Regions from separate parts of the Homo sapiens genome. Here region 1 is linked to region 2. A link is an interaction called in ENCODE POLR2A ChIA-PET data of the cell type or tissue named here. Cell type or tissue: CD4-positive, alpha-beta T cell. All regions are shown on one strand.

Region 1 (8,000 bases), 240 kb before region 2:
GTGAGCTGAGATGGTGCCACTCCACTCCAGTCTAGGCAAGAGAGTGAGACCCTGTCTCAAAAAATAAATAAAATAATGGATGTGAACTTGAACCAAAGAGAAATTCTGAATTAAAAAATCCAATGACAGAAATTGAGAACTCAAGGAATATGTTTAAAAGTACATTATCACTAAAGAAAGAATTAGTGATTGGAAAATAGGTGGTAAAATATGCAAATGAGAAACAAAAATTAAAAAGAGCAGATAAGAGATACAGAGGATATGGCGTGTAAGTCTAACAGGTTATTGAAACCCCACAGCAAAGAAAGGCAGACAAGGTATTTGTTCCCTCGTTCCCCTATTTCTGCCTTCTTTTTATTAAGATATTTTAAAATTCAATTTATCTATTATTGCAAAGATAGTACAGAGAGATCCCATATACTTTCGCATTCATTTCTTTTTATTAACATCTTTCACTGATGTGACATATTTGTCAAAATTAGTTGACCAAAATTGATACTTCATTATCTAAAATCCATGCATTATTCAGGTGTTAATACATTTTTTAAAAGAAAATAAATAAATGATAGAGAAGTGTTTATTATTGATGAAGTTGCTAATTTTCTTAGGTATATATCACTCTCCCCTCCCCACCCCACAGTGTTAGCAGATACTGGTATTCATCTGTTCATTAAAAATGGGGAAATTGGGTACTTACATTAAAAAGTGTGTTGCTAGATCCTTTAAGGGAATGAACAAATTGAGTATGTTCTGTGTATAAACCTTATGGACTTTTTACATAGAAGACAACTTTACAGTCTTTTTTTTTTTTTTTGGCCACTCATTATTTTATGTGCTTCATTAGAAATGTGCTATGTTTACTTTGTTCATTTCACTCATTGGGTTCTTTTTAACAAGTACAGGCTAGCTTCACTGTCTAGTATGGAACCACTAATCCCATGTAGCAATTTAAATGTAAATTAATTAAAATTCAATGAAATGAAAATTTTACTTGCTCAGTTCCTATCAGCCATATATCAAGTGAGCAAATATATGTAAACCTACTCCCAGAGGTTGAGAGAGCTGAGCTGACAAATGCAGTTTCTCAGAAGGAAACATTTGGTAGGGATAAAAGGACTTAAGATGGTGGATCCCCATACCTGCCCTGCAGATATTATTCTTTCTATTGCAAGCTTTTTTTTTTTTTTTGGTAAAACGTGCAGCTTGTCATGTCTGAGACCCTCTTGCAAAACTCTGACCAGTGGGAAAATTAGATAAGGATCTTTATGAGGGGTTTTCTATGCTACAGGTATTGTTTCTTTATGAGGGGTTATCTATGTTATAGGCATTGTTTCTTCACCTTGCTGGGGGAATGCCTTGGTATGCAAGAGTCAAACACTGGTTATTATGATGTTTCACTTCAAGATAGCATTACTCTTGCCATGCAACAGGCAGCTTTCCTACACATAGCCATAAATGGCTAATGGCTTCCATATTGGATAGTAGATACAGAACATCACTTGAAGTCGTCTCTTCCAGTCATTGGCCGTTGTAACATTCTTCAAAGTCTGGCTCAACTGTAACATCTTCTGATTAACACCTTTGTGGTCAGAGTCATCTGACATAAACATCTTCAACTTCTCCCTTTTCTCTTGCACTCACCCTCCACTTTCCTCCTATTCAGGAACAAATCACTTCCTTCTTTTCTGAGACAAACTACTTCACCAGCCCATCTGGTCTCATTTCCTCCCCATCAGCTGTATCTCTTTTCTTCCATCTTCAATTTCTTGTGCCTACTAAACTTTACCTTTTCTTTTCTACAAATTAGCTTTCCACTACCCTTGAAAATAAGAATACTTTAAATCCGGTTGCTTAGTTCAACCAATATTCTTTTTCTTTTCTTGCAGTATCACAATTCTCAAAAGAGATTATTGTCTATTTTTAGTCTTACCAACTCTTCTGAACCACTCGAAAGGACAGTCCACAGGTAACATCTCTCTCTCTTGCCCTCCTCTGTCATTCCCCCAAATTCCACCATCAGCTTAGTTCTCACCCTCTTTCGGCTCTCTGCAGCAAAGCAACAGTGTTCCGTCTCCTGAAACACTGTTGTTTTTATGATGTTTGAACCATCTGGGCGCTCCCTAAGTAGCTCCTCTTCTCGAACTCCTTTTCTTCCCCATTCCAAAACGTTGGTATTTCACAATCCCGTTTATTTTCCAAAAGACCTCCCTTGGCGATGTCATCCCTTGCCCTATTTTCAATCATACTTTCACAGATTATTACATTTTGCTAAATTCATGGGTCACCTGTATTCTTTCATCTCTTTTGTCCTTTAATCCACTCTATACGGTACAGACACCGCCCTGAACACTGTTCCAGCCATGTTATATGTGAATACCCTGCACTGATGATTCAATGCATTTCTAACACCTGAGCCTGGTATTTGACACTCTCCACAACCTAACTCACTCTAACCAACCCCTTGGCCTAGTTTCTGGCCAGCTAAGATGCCGGGCCAATTCCGAGCGTGCCCTGAACCCCGCCCCGCTGTGCCCTGGCTCCTGTCGCTTCCTACGCGGGAAACCCGTGGCGCTCCTCCTCCTGCTGTGTCAGCATCCAGCACGCGGCCACGGGCAGCTCGAGGGCAGAGTCCACCAGGAAATCTTTACAGCTTCTCCTGCCCCCCATCCCGACCCCTCCGCAGCACCTGGCGTCCTCGGCATTCGTGGGCAGGACCCGTCCCCGCCCCAGCCCTTCCGCAGCTCCTAGGACTGTCGTCTTCGCAGTCAGCACGTCCGCGGTGAGCGTGGTCAGCTCCTCTTCCTCTCAAAATGTAGAGATCATGGGTTCTCGGTTTTTATTTTCTCGATGGTATACCAGCCCGCGACATAACGAGGAAAAATATGTTTGAATATATACGTATATTTTTATGTATTAAAATATATAGAATATATAATTATATTTAATATGTATCTTATGCTCCCCACCCTTTCAGCAGCGCGTCAACCGCTTGTACTCTGCGATGCCCCCGCCAGGTCTGAGCCGGACCCGCGCCCCTCCTGCGAGACACGACCCGCGCCTGCCACAGAGCTGCGGTCCTCCGGGCTCCTAGAGGGGCACTCTCCCACTTCCGGCGCGCGTGCGGCCGGGCATTGTTCTCGCTCCCGGGGGTGGGTTCCCGCCGCCGCCGGTAGAGCGAAGGGTGAGTGGGGCGGTCCAGCAGGGCGGTCCCGGGTGCTTCCCAAACCGCCCCTGTCCCGCATCCGGCCTCCGCGCCGCCTTTCTTCGACCCCTCGGCCACAGGCCGGGGCTCGGCTGTATCTGGGGTCCCGCCCGCCTCTCCGTCGGTCAGTCCCGCCATCCATTTCCACTTGCCCACTCAGCCACCCCGCCTTTTTGGTCAGCTGACTCCTCAGGCGCTTACCCAGCGTGTCTTGTGTCGGGCTGCAGGCTCAGGAGTCTGACACTCGCCAATGGGCTCCTTCCTGCCACTTCTCACGTGGCCAAAGCTCGGTTTTGAGACGGGTCTCAGCCTTCCTCTTGGCTCCCCGAGGAAGCCAAGAGGGGACAGGATCTCACTGTGTTGCCCAGGCTGGTCTCAAACTCCTGGACTCAAGTGATCCTCCTGCCTTTGGCCTCCCAAAATGCTGGGATTACAGGCATGAGCCACTGTGCTTGGTCTCTAGTATTTTACACTAAAAAATTAAGAGAAGGCCCTGCACGGTGGCTCATGCCTGTAATCCCAGCACTTTGGGAGGCCGAGGCGGGAGGATCACGAGGTCAGGAGATCGAGACCATCCTGGCTAACACAGTGAAACCCTGTCTGTACTAAAAATACAAAAAATTAGCCAGGCGCAGTGGCGGGCGCCTGTAGTCCCAGCTACTCGGGAGGCTGAGGCAGGAGAATGGCGTGAACCCGGGAGGCGGAGCTTTCAGTGAGCCGAGATAGCGCCACTGCAGTCTGGCCTGGGCGAAAGAGTGGACTCTGTCTCAAAAAAAAAAAAAAAAAAAAAAAAAAAATTAGGAGAAATATCCCCAGGGTTCTTGTGTTTAGATATGTATGAAAAATCTATTAATACCTGGCAAAGCACGGTTTAGGAGACGCTGCTTCGTAGGCATCTCAGACCTAACTTTCTTAATGAATAGCTCAGCAAATAGCACCATCATCCTCTAGTCACAAGGGCCAACCACAAACTTGAGTCCTTGACCCCTCTCTCTTCCAAGCCCTTATACGGTGTGTCAAGTCCTGTCAAATCTCCCGTCTTTTTGTCTTTTGCCTCCCATAGCTCAGTCTCTCACAGTCTCTCTTCTGAATGGTTGCAACAAACCCCTTCCCATGTCTTCTCCACGCCACTCTCTGGGTGGGCACACAGACCTTCCAGCCATCACTGTGGCCATGGGGATCAATGCAAACTCTGTAGTTCAACCTCTCAGACCTCCTCTCTCACCATTCATTAACTGTGCCCCAGGGTCTGGCACCGGGTTCTTAACCTGGCTGCTCATCAGAAGCTCTTGTGGCACTTACTAAAGCCCTGTCCCATGGAGATTCTGACTCAGGAAGTCTGCCTTGCGGTTCATGTTTCATGGCTGATTTTGAGCCGTAGTCAGAAGTGACAGCCATTAATCTGGTCTCCCCAAACTACCTTCAGTTTCCTCAGTGGGCCACATTCTCTCATACCCATTTTCACTTTGCCTGGGTGACCTTCCTCTCCATCTCACTCAGCTCACTCATATCAGACTCTGCTGAGATGTCTCCTCCAGGCAGCTCTTTCTGGCTCTTCCCATCCCTTTCTCCTTGGTCTTGGTCAGTCATCTTTCCCTTGTGCTACCTTGTCTACTTCGCTCCGTCCTTGGATTTATCACTGTGTTTACGTGTTGCTTTCCCATAATAAACTAAGAGTCCTTTGGTACACATCTTTTAATTCTGAGACTGCTCTTTGGTACGCTATCTAGCACAGAGTAAATGCTGAAGTATTTGTTGAAAGAATCCATTTTTCTTTGTGCTGTTTCAGAACCTTGCGACTTAAAAGTCAAGAATAATTTTTCCTTGTTTCTACATTCACCTTGCCCATTCTCCATGATCCCTTCCTAACATTTTCACCATCATTTCTGATTTAGTATCAGCCAAGATTGTCCTGGGCATCAACCCATTCTGTAATAAAAAGAAATAAAAAGAGCAAGTACTGTAGAGTTGCAGCCTGGGTTCATGTCTCGACTTTGCTATTTACCAGTTTGTAGCCTTGGACAAATTACTTGGCTTTTAAGAACCTTAGTTTCCTCATTTGTAAAATTGAGATGATAATACCTGATGGTGTTATTGTCAAGCTCCAGTAAAATAGTATTTGTAAAGTGCTTGGCCCATAGTAGGTGTTTATTAAGTGTGAGTTCCCTTCTTTTGGGATGCCCCATAGCATAATAGAAAGAGCTAAAGACTTTGGTTGCAGAGCCCAGTTCTGCTGCTCCCTGGCTGTCTTTGGTCAACTTATGACTTAGTAGCCTCGTTAGGAAAATGGGCGTAATTTTTTTTTTTTTTTCTGAGGCGGAGTCTCTGTTGCCCAGGCTGGAGTGCAGTGGCGCCATCTTGGCTCACTGCAAGCTCCCCCTCCCGGGTTCATGCCATTCTCCTGCCTCAGCCTCCCAAGTAGCTGGGACTATAGGCGCCCGCCACCACGCCCGGCTAATTTTTTGTATTTTTAGTAGAGATGGGGTTTCACCATGTTAGCCAGGATGGTCTCGATCTTCTGACCTCGTGATCCTCCCGCCTCGGCCTCCCAAAGTGCTAGGATTACAGGCGTGAGCCACCGTGCCTGGCAAAAATGGGCATAATTTTGATTGTCCTTATAGAGTTGTTAGGAAAAGCATATAAAATTTATGTTAAGTATCAAGCTAGTGATCAATAAAATGGTGGTTATTTCTGAGATGTAATCATATACTATAGTGCTTTTCTTGCTCTCTATAATCTACAAGCACTATTTTATTATCCCTAATGTTGTTCCTAACAGTATTACTAAAGGCCAAATTGATTTCAGCCATACTAACATTTTTCTTTCACATCCTAAAAAAATCCTGAGTCATCTATAAATGTATCATTTATGTGGAAGTGCCCTGTTAGTCAGTTTTCTTTACAATGCTATGCTCCCTGGCAACTGGGCTTCAAAAACCTGTATTTATATTCCAAGTACATTATTTTCCCTGTGTAACATGAGCATTGTCCACCCTCAGGAGCGTCCTGGGGAGTTGGAATTCAGAAGGAATCTCTCAGACGCAAATCTCCATCTCCTCCCTGCCTCACCTGGGCAGCCTTTTCAGACTGTCTCTGCCCAGAATGTCAGGAGAGGCCACAGTCTTGGCCTACCATGCTCCAGAAGAACAGGAAGGACTTCTAGTTGTCAAGGTTGAAGAAGAAAATTATGTTTTGGACCAGGACTTTGGCCTTCAGGAAAACCCCTGGAGCCAAGAGGTATTCCGGCAGAAGTTCAGGCAGTTTAGTTACTCTGACTCCACTGGCCCTCGGGAGGCTCTGAGCCGGCTGCGAGAGCTTTGCTGTCAGTGGTTGAGGCCGGAGGTGCACTCCAAGGAGCAGATCCTGGAGCTGCTGATGTTGGAGCAGTTCCTGGCCATCCTTCCTGAGGAGCTGCAAGCTTGGCTGCGAGAGCATCGGCCAGAGAATGGAGAGGAAGCTGTGACTATGCTGGAGGAGCTGGAAAAAGAACTGGAGGAGCCAAGGCAACAGGTAAGAAGTAAACATTTTTGTTTGTTTGATCTATTGTAAGTTAATGGGGAAGCCATAATTATGACTGGGGCATTGACTCAGCTCTCAGAGAATTATACAGTTTCTTTCTTTTGGGTTATTAATTATTCACTCATTGGGTTCAAGTCACTAGGGCTCTTAAGGTCCTGTTTTTTTTCTCTCTAATCATTTGAATGAGTTTTTGATTCTTCTGTTCCTGCCCTGTTGCTCTAGGAGTTTTCTGCTTGTGTATCCTCAGAATGATAGTGCTGGTACTTGATTACTCCTAGGACACAACTCATGGCCAAGAAATGTTCTGGCAGGAAATGACATCCACAGGAGCACTGAAGTCTCTGTCTCTGAATAGCCCGGTGCAGCCCTTAGAGAACCAGTGCAAGACTGAGACTCAGGAGTCCCAGGCTTTCCAGGAGAGAGGTGAGAAGCCCCAGTCCATGTGGGGTTGAGGATGGAGGTGAGAGCTATCAACTGTGGCACGGTTCATTTTCTTAACGACAGCCACTTGTGGCTATCACTAAGTATTGTGGAAAGGCTTCTTTGCCTAGAAATATTCTTCCTTAGGCTCTGCCTAGAATCTGAAATTCCAGTATCATTTGTAACTTTGGGTTAAGAATTAAAGTCTTTAGTAAAATTCTCTAATACCCATAATTATTTTTTTTCTTTTTCTTTTTTCTTTTTTTTTTTTTTAGATGGGGTCTCACTCTATCACCCAGGTTGGAGTGCAGTGGTGCAACCACAGCTCACTGCAGCAGCCTTGAACCCCTGGGTTAAAGTGATCCTCCTGCCTCAGCCTCCAGAGTAGCTAGGACTACAGTTGTACACCACCATGCCTGGCTAAATATCCATAATATTCAAAGCTCAGTATTCTGTTATTTAATTTTGGCTTCATTGGCAAGACAGTCCCTAAGATGGAGATGAATACATTTTCAGTAATAGAAACCACATAATCATTTGAACAGGGAAAGTTTAATGTTAAGAATTATTAACTACTAAGTGTTATAACAAAAAGTGAAACTCAAAAGAATACAGCAATAACAGATATAGAGTGTCTCTAGGGCTGAGGCAGAACATCAAAGGTAAGAACAAATTTGCAGGAGGGTGCCACAACTTCCCCTTTCCTGCCAGGTCTTAGATCCAGGCCTTGTTGGAGAGGGCACAGCCACAGCCCACTGGATGGAGATGCCACTGCAGTGCTGAGCTGGCAGAACTCACTGAGGAGCCACACTCTGGGGTGCTAGAAGCTCCCCATGGGGAGCTGACCTGGTACAGAACT
Region 2 (8,000 bases):
ACCTGTTGTTTCCTGACTTTTTAATGATTGCCATTCTAACTGGCGTGAGATGGTATCTCATTGTGGTTTTGATTTGCATTTCTGTGATGGCCAGTGATGGTGAGCATTTTTTCATGTGCCTTTTGGCTGCATAAATGTCTTCTTTTGAGAAGTGTCTGTTCATGTCCTTTGCCCACTTTTTGATGGGGTTGTTTGTTTTTTTCTTGTAAATTTGTTTGAGTTCATTGTAGATTCTGGATATTAGCCCTTTGTCAGATGAATAGGTTGCGAAAATTTTCTCCCATTTTGTAGGTTGCCTGTTCACTCTGATGCTAGTTTCTTTTGCTGTGCAGAAGCTCTTTAGTTTAATTAGATTCCATTTGTCAATTTTGGCTTTTGTTGCCATTGCTTTTGGTGTTTTAGACATGAAGTCCTTGCCCATGCCTATGTCCTGAATGGTAATGCCTAGGTTTTCTTCTAGGGTTTTTATGGTTTCTAACGTTTAAGTCTTTAATCCATCTTGAATTAATTTTTGTATAAGGTGTAAGGAAGGGATCCAGTTTCAGCTTTCTACATAGGATGGCTAGCCAGTTTTCCCAGCACCATTTATTAAATAGGGTATCCTTTCCCCATTGCTTGTTTTTCTCAGGGTTGTCAAAGATCAGATAGTTGTAGATATGTGGCGTTATTTCTGAGGGCTCTGTTCTGTTCCATTGATCTATATCTCTGTTTTGGTACCAGTACCATGCTGTTTTGGTTACTGTAGCCTTGTAGTATAGTTTGAAGTCAGGTAGCATGATGCCTCCAGCTTTGTTCTTTTGCTTAGGATTGACTTGGTGATGTGGGCTCTTTTTTGGTTCCATATGAACTTTAAAGTAGTTTTTTCCAATTCTGTGAAGAAAGTCATTGGTAGCTTGATGGGGATGGCATTGAATCTGTAAATTACCTTGGGCAGTATGGCCATTTTCACGATATTGATTCTTCCTACCCATGAGCATGGAATGTTCTTCCATTTGTTTGTATCCTCTTTTATTTCCTTGAGCAGTGGTTTGTAGTTCTCCTTGAAGAGGTCCTTCACATCCCTTGTAAGTTGGATTCCTAGGTATTTTATTCTCTTTGAAGCAATTGTGAATGGGAGTTCACTCATAATTTGGCTCTCTGTTTGTCTGTTATTAGTGTATAAGAATGCTTGTGATTTTTGTACATTGATTTTGTATCCTGAGACTTTGCTGAAGTTGCTTATCAGCTTAAGGAGATTTTGGGCTGAGACAATGGGGTTTTCTAGATATACAATCATGTCATCTGCAAACAGGGACAATTTGACTTCCTCTTTTCCTAATTTGAATACCCTTTATTTCCTTCTCCTGCCTAATTGCCCTGGCCAGAACTTCCAACACTATGTTGAATAGGAGTGGTGAGAGAGGGCATCCCTGTCTTGTGCCAGTTTTCAAAGGGAATGCTTCCAGTTTTTGCCCATTCAGTATGATATTGGCTGTGGGTTTGTCATAGATAGCTCTTATTATTTTGAGATACGTCCCATCAATACCTAATTTATTGAGAGTTTTTAGCATGAAGGTTGTTGAATTTTGTCAAAGGCCTTTTCTGCATCTGTTGAGATAATCATGTGGTTTTTGTCTTTGGTTCTGTTTATATGCTAGATTACATTTATTGATTTGCGTATATTGAACCAGCCTTGCATCCCAGGAATGAAGCCCACTTGATCATGGTGGATAAGCTTTTTGATGTGCTGCTGGATTCAGTTTGCCAGTATTTTATTGAGGATTTTTGCATCAATGTTCATCAAGGATATTGGTCTAAAATTCTCTTTTTTGGTGACCACTGCAATTTTTCATAAAAACATGAATTTTATGACTGAAGCAAGATATTCCAGGAAGAGATATACTAAATCAAGGGTGTATCTAACGTATCTGCAACTAATGGGAATCAGCAACTATCTGTACTAAAAAGCTCCCAGCAATACAGGAAGGATATGTTAATTAATGACCAACTGTTAGGCATCAGATGAATTGATCCTACTTTCAGGCCCCTCTTGAGGTCTAGATCCACCAAAAATAAAAAACAAACAAACAAACAAACAAATGTTTAAAGTGCCTGTTTGGAGAGCTGGATTTCTAAAATGGACCCAGAGGATACAGAGCTGGAAGCATGAGAACAGGGAGCCAAAAATAAACAAAAAAACAAAACAAAAAAAAACCCAGGAAGAGGTCCCAGCACACAGGTGCAATTGAGGAAGACTGAACCCTGGCATTAACTCGAATTTTAATTTCGAGTCCCTAGCTTATAGCACAATCATGTTTCTCTTAGAACTTAGGCCAGAGAGTACAAATAATTCTGTATTGACAGAAATCATCATCCCTCCACTTCTCCAACACATATGGTTCATCTAGAACAGGGATTTTTGCATTGCCTTGGACTTGAGAAATTCTCAACTATGATAGCAGAGAAGACATGAATTCCCTAGCCAGGAATGAATGTTAATCTTGACTCAATCCCAGAAACACCTACTCATCACATGAATGCCTTTTTTCAGGTTAAAAATGTGTTCACTGAAGCTGATAATCACTGCTGTCAAAGGCATTCACAGCTGTCACATCACCTTAGATCGGGGCTTCCTTAGATCATTATCACCTCAAATACAGACAGAAGATTCCACTTAGCAGTCACCTCTGCTGGCTCAGGACAAGCCATTTCCCCCATGTGTATATTTTAAGATATTTTCCAGTAGGGAATGGCAGGTACAGTAGTTATCAATGGCTGAAATATATGCTCCACACCCAAAATGATAGCAGTGAAAAAGTATATGGTTGGCCAGCCAGTGGTACCGGCACTGAAATTGCACTGGTGGCACAGAAATGTATTTGAGATTGGTTCTTCCTCACTACCTTTCACCCAGAGGCATAGGAAGATTTTATTAGTTCTTCTGGATCTGGTGAAATTTCCATGACATGCAAATACCTCCTGGCCTTAAGTAATAGCATTTTATTTTAAAAAAAATTGGTGAATAATGTTTTCCTCCAGATGAAGAAAGCCTCTTCAAAACCAACATGCACAGGTATGCTCCTCTAGAATTGACTTTTGAGATTACTTGTCTTTGCAGATTATTTATGCTCAAAAGGCAGAATTTTTAAGTCTCATACTTGCTAGCAAAATAGCAAGGTGTCCATGATGTGAAAACACAGAACATGCCATTGCATGAGACAAGATTTCTCTCTGTGTTGGAATTTATTTCTAATCTGCTTTTTCTTAGATTTTCTCAAGCTTGGATTTAATTTTGTAGAATAACTCATAGAACATGATGTGAATGCAATTTAAAAATACTCAGAGCATTATGATTTCTGTAATCATTCAATCAAATCTGTACAATGTGAGGTTTCAGTCTATTAAACAAAAATGTACTTTTGAATTATACCATCTGGCTAAATTTAAGAGCTTTAAATGTGTTTTCCATAAAAATACAATGTGATAAAAGTTATAATGAAAAGTGTATTAAGTATTAGGAATATAGAAAAGAAAGTAGTCAGGCCTGGGGACACTAGAAAAGCTTCATTAAGATAGTAATATTTTAATTAGTCCTCAATCATTCATTCTACAAATATTTATTGAGAACTTACTATGTGCTAGGAACAATTCTAGACATCAGAGATGCAGAAATTTGTAGACAAAATTCCCTGAACTTACACTTGAGTGTATGAGCAAGTGTATGTGGTAGGGTCAGGAGACAGACAATATATAAGTAAAATATGTAGTGTGTCAGATGGTGGCAAATGCTATAGAGACAACTAAAGCAAGGAAGGAGGACTTGGACTGCAGAGGAAGGGTGTTGTAATTTTAAATGGGGTGACCAGGGTAGACATTCCTGAAAAGATAATCTTTAATCGATGACCTGAGAGAGGTGAGGGACATAGACCTGTGATATCAGAAGAATATTTCAGGTAGAGCCAACAGAAAGTGCAAAGGCCCTGAGGTAGGAGCATGATTTGTTCAAGAAACATTAAGGAAGTCAGGTCACATGTATGTAGCACAGTGAGTGTGAATGTGTGCGTATTGTGGGGATGGGAGAGATAACTGTAGAAGATAAGGTCAGAAAGATCACAGAGAAACCAGAATGTGCAGGGCTTTTAAAGTCTGTTGTAAAGAACTTGGCTTAAAACCAAAGTTAGAAACCAGGCATTTGCAGGAGTGTTAGTAGTGGCAACAGAGATGTGGAATATTCTCTAATCACATTAATAGCAACACCTAATATTTGAATACTTTTTATGGGCCAAGTGCTATGCTTAACAATGAGGAGGTACTTTATTCTCACAAGAAAGGGGGCTATTCTAAGTCCCAATTGTCACAGGAGGTAACTAGTTCAATAACTTAGCCAAATAACCAGACAGGAAGTGGCAGAGCTGAGCACAAACACACTTGCCAGATGTCAAACATGTCATTCTTTTTCCCTAGCTCAGTCTACCTTCCACTAAGGTCTGATTAACCTGGAAGGAAGAATGCAGAATCCAGGGTGGGGAGTGGCAGGGATGAGATAGCTGATGGTTGCAGAGGCAAGAGACTGCTGCCATAAAACGGCACTTCCGTGTAGGAAGCAAGGAAATAAAAACATACAAGGGCTGAGAGACAGAGAGAATAAAAAGGACCCAGGGATGGGAGGCTGTACAGGATAGCAGTATCCATGAGGGTGAGAGATTGAAAGAAATGGAGGGAGAGGAGCTGTAAATTATGGTTAAGAAAAAGGGAGGGGGAAGGAGGAAGAAATGCTAGGATTTGGTGTTAGCAGTATATGTGATTGATAGAGAAAAAAATAATTTTCTTGTCCTTATATAGTGATTAGCTATTTTATTTCTCAGTAAGCGTCAGCTAGCAATGTCCATTTCTTTGATACCTTCTGGAGGGAAAGGAAACTGCAGGCATTTTTTTGGTATTTGTATTCAAAGCTACAATCTGCTTTCATTTTCACTATGCCAAGACTGTTATAATTCAACCATCCAGATACAGACATGTCTATTTGAGTGCTCTCGTTAAAACGTGTCTATGTCCAATTTTATGAAATTCCTCTATTTCCTTTCTCTATTTTATTTCCATCTTAAAATAAAATGCATCTTGTTGAAGTGACTGCATAGGACAGCTAAAAGGGATTAAAAGGCACCTTGGGCTCAGTTGGGTGGCAAGAGAAATGAAGAGACTCCAAGTACTGCTAACAAATAAATTATCTTGCAGACGATTCAGAAGCTTCCCAGAGAAGATTTCCTTAGGGTTCTTAAAAATCAACTAACTCACTGGGCTTTATTTCTGACTTTGATATTAAAGAGTGCAAGCTGAGTGGCAACTCCTTAATATACATACAAAGGAAGTCAGGAGAAAGTGGGGCAATGGTCATTCCATCAGGTACCAGGGACTTCCAGAGTTCCAGAGCTACTCAGAACCCAGGCCATCAAGTGGCAACCAGGGACATTGGAAGGAAGCGTCTTCCTGAGCCTGGAACTTCTCTGTCAAGTCTGGTGTGTACCATGGCAGAGCTATGGCTTCTGGATGGCTCCTCGACAGCGTGTCAAGGGAACATGAGGCCGGCAGCTGGAAAGCAGTGTGAGTAATGGAAGAGAAATTCCTCATTTTCTGACCTCATCCAAATAAAATTTTTAAAAAGAAAATTAAAGCAGCTTATTTCATTAGGAAAAAAAATGCAACTGGAAATCATGAAGTAAGACTAAGTTTCCCATCAGAAATGTTTTAATTAGAGCTTATGTTTTGTTTCCTCAAGTGCTTAGACACCAAGCATCTTCCTATTCTCAATTCACATTGACTCAACATGTACAGAAAGTAGAAATGAAGGGTCCAACTGCATAGTGTAGCACATGAAAACATAATGGGCCTCCTTTAAGAAGCCTCCATTTAACTTCTACATAAAGGAATCAGCCCCCTAGGAAAACCAGAGGTCTTAGTCTTAATATGTGAGACATAATGAGTTAATAGTTAGCTGATAGATCTAGAATCAATGCTTGGAATGAACTTCTCTACACAGCCTGTCTTCACGCCATTCCCACCAGCCCACAATTCCAGTCTCACTGGGACAGATCCTATCTGCCTTCAATGATGCAATGAAATCATGAATGAGAAATAATGGCTTGCAGTATAAAGAGCATGCACAGTGAACATTATTTTGTTTGCTCCTCCCTCTTTCGGGAAATTATTTCTTCAATCCTTGTGGTTGTAGCAGAGCTTGCCAAATATAATTATTCCATCCTCCAGACCCTGAGGATTGATGCAGAGATAGGCCTATGACCCAAATCAGGTCATTTAGAATAGTTCTCTAGGTTTTTCTAAAATTAGAGCTGTAATGTGTATGTGTTTGGGGGGTTGGGGGATGTTATCTTCCTTATAAAAGTTAGTACTGGGGAATTAAGAAAATATAGTATACATTATATATTTACTATATTTTGCATAGAAGAATAGCAAAATTCAGAGTTCATGGTTTTGATGCATATGCTTTGGATTTGAATCCAAGTGCTTACAAGTTGTGTAACCTTGGCCAAATTACTTAACTCCTCTAGCTTCAGCTTCTTCACCCATAAAACAGGTATAATAAGATTTGTAAGGTAACATTTTGAGATATAAACCTAGGTTCCTGCCTTGCCCCTGTGGCCATAATTTTTTCTTACCCTTCCATTCTAGAGGTTGGATTTATTTCTCCTCCCTTTGAATCATGGTGGCAGCTTTGATCAATAGATTTTGGTAGAAATGATGCCGACCAGTTCTTGACCTAGACCTTACAATGACAGGCAGCTTTTGCCTTTGTCTCTTAAAGGTCAGCTGCCCTGTGAGAAGTTCAGCTACCCTGGGACTACCATGCTGCTCTGTAAGAAGGCAGGTCTGCTGCCCTGTGAGAAGTCTAGCTACTCTGGGGGAAGTACCAACCATGTAGAGAGGCCCAGAGGGTGGGACACATGGAGAGGGAGGGGAAGAGAGGAGAGACCACAAAGAGTACCAAGGCTCCAAATATGTGACTGAGGAAGCATCCTGCATCTTCACCCACCACAGCTGACACTATATGGATATATGGATTAGAAAGGACCCACCTAACCAAGACCTTCCTGAACTCCTGGTCCACAAAACCATAATGTAGGACAAATGGTTATTTTAAGTTAATAAGTTTTGTGGTAGGCTGTTATGCATTAACAGATAACAGAAAAACCCTGTTGGTTCTCTATTGTGACTCTAAACTTGGTGGATTAAAATAGCAATAATCATTTTATTATTATCTCTTGTCATTCTGGAGGTTGACTGGGCTTGGCTAGGTGGTTGTCACCCATGGTCTCTCATGTAGCTATGGTTGGAAGGTGACTGACTGCTGAAGTCTTCATAAAGGCTTCCTCAGTCTCATGACTGGTGGCTGACGTTGCCTTTTAATTGGGGCCTCAGCTGGGGCTCTGGTTGGAACACCTATGCAAGGCTTCCCCATGTGGCCTGGGCTCCTCACAGCATGGTGGCTGGGTTCCTAGCACAAGCATCCCTAATGAGCAGGCAGAAGGGCATGGCAGTTTTAAAACCTAGTCTTGGAAGTCACAGAGCATCACTTCCATTGTATTTTGCTGGTCAGGGCTGCCACAAAGTTCCACCCAGATTCAAGAGGAAGGGCTATCAACACCACTGGTAACATAACTAGGAGGAATGTCAATCTCACACTGCAAGAAAACCTGTGGGATGGGAGAGATTGTAGTAACCCACTTTGGAAAACCTGCCACACACACCTGCTGAACCTTCTTTACTCGCTGAGTTTTCAGCATGGGGCAGGAATGCAAGAGAGGAAGAAAAGAATGAATGTTCAACTTCGGAGTTTCAAAATCAACTTGTAAGCCCATGGCAGAGAAAAAACCCTGAAGAAATGTTTATGAGCCTCAGAGTCTCATTTTCAAGTATCAAAAGCTTAAGATCTTTCAAAGATTCAGAAACTAAAGTTCGTACTATAAGCCACAAGACTACATGACTGGTTAGAGATGTTGGGTTAG

What was found. Peaks named below come from ENCODE experiments on the same cell type or tissue, not always from the same donor. Only the 100,000 strongest peaks of a DNase experiment are listed, where the experiment ranks them.
Region 1: POLR2A ChIA-PET joins it to region 2 with 13 read pairs; 5 of 35 experiments call an interaction of 5 or more read pairs at or near these places.

Annotation. Positions count from the first base shown.
Region 1 is chr18:35,262,657-35,270,656 of GRCh38, reverse strand. ZSCAN30 (zinc finger and SCAN domain containing 30) reads left to right here. Exons shown (of 4, transcript NM_001112734.4): 2 at 6,202-6,712; 3 at 7,000-7,144. The coding sequence starts at 6,305. Among named protein-coding and RNA genes, the nearest start is that of ZSCAN30, 24 kb to the left of the region's middle. In CD4-positive, alpha-beta T cell, no CTCF peak of the experiment used is centred here; DNase peaks (open chromatin) are centred at 2,656, 3,086 and 3,406; H3K4me3 peaks cover 1,470 bases; H3K27ac peaks cover 1,047 bases.
Region 2 is chr18:35,026,868-35,034,867 of GRCh38, reverse strand. It overlaps a transcript of MAPRE2 not described here. Among named protein-coding and RNA genes, the nearest start is that of MAPRE2, 11 kb to the left of the region's middle. In CD4-positive, alpha-beta T cell, CTCF peaks have their summits at 4,542 and 4,797; DNase peaks (open chromatin) are centred at 4,047, 4,377, 4,917 and 7,427; H3K4me3 peaks cover 1,167 bases; H3K27ac peaks cover 3,107 bases.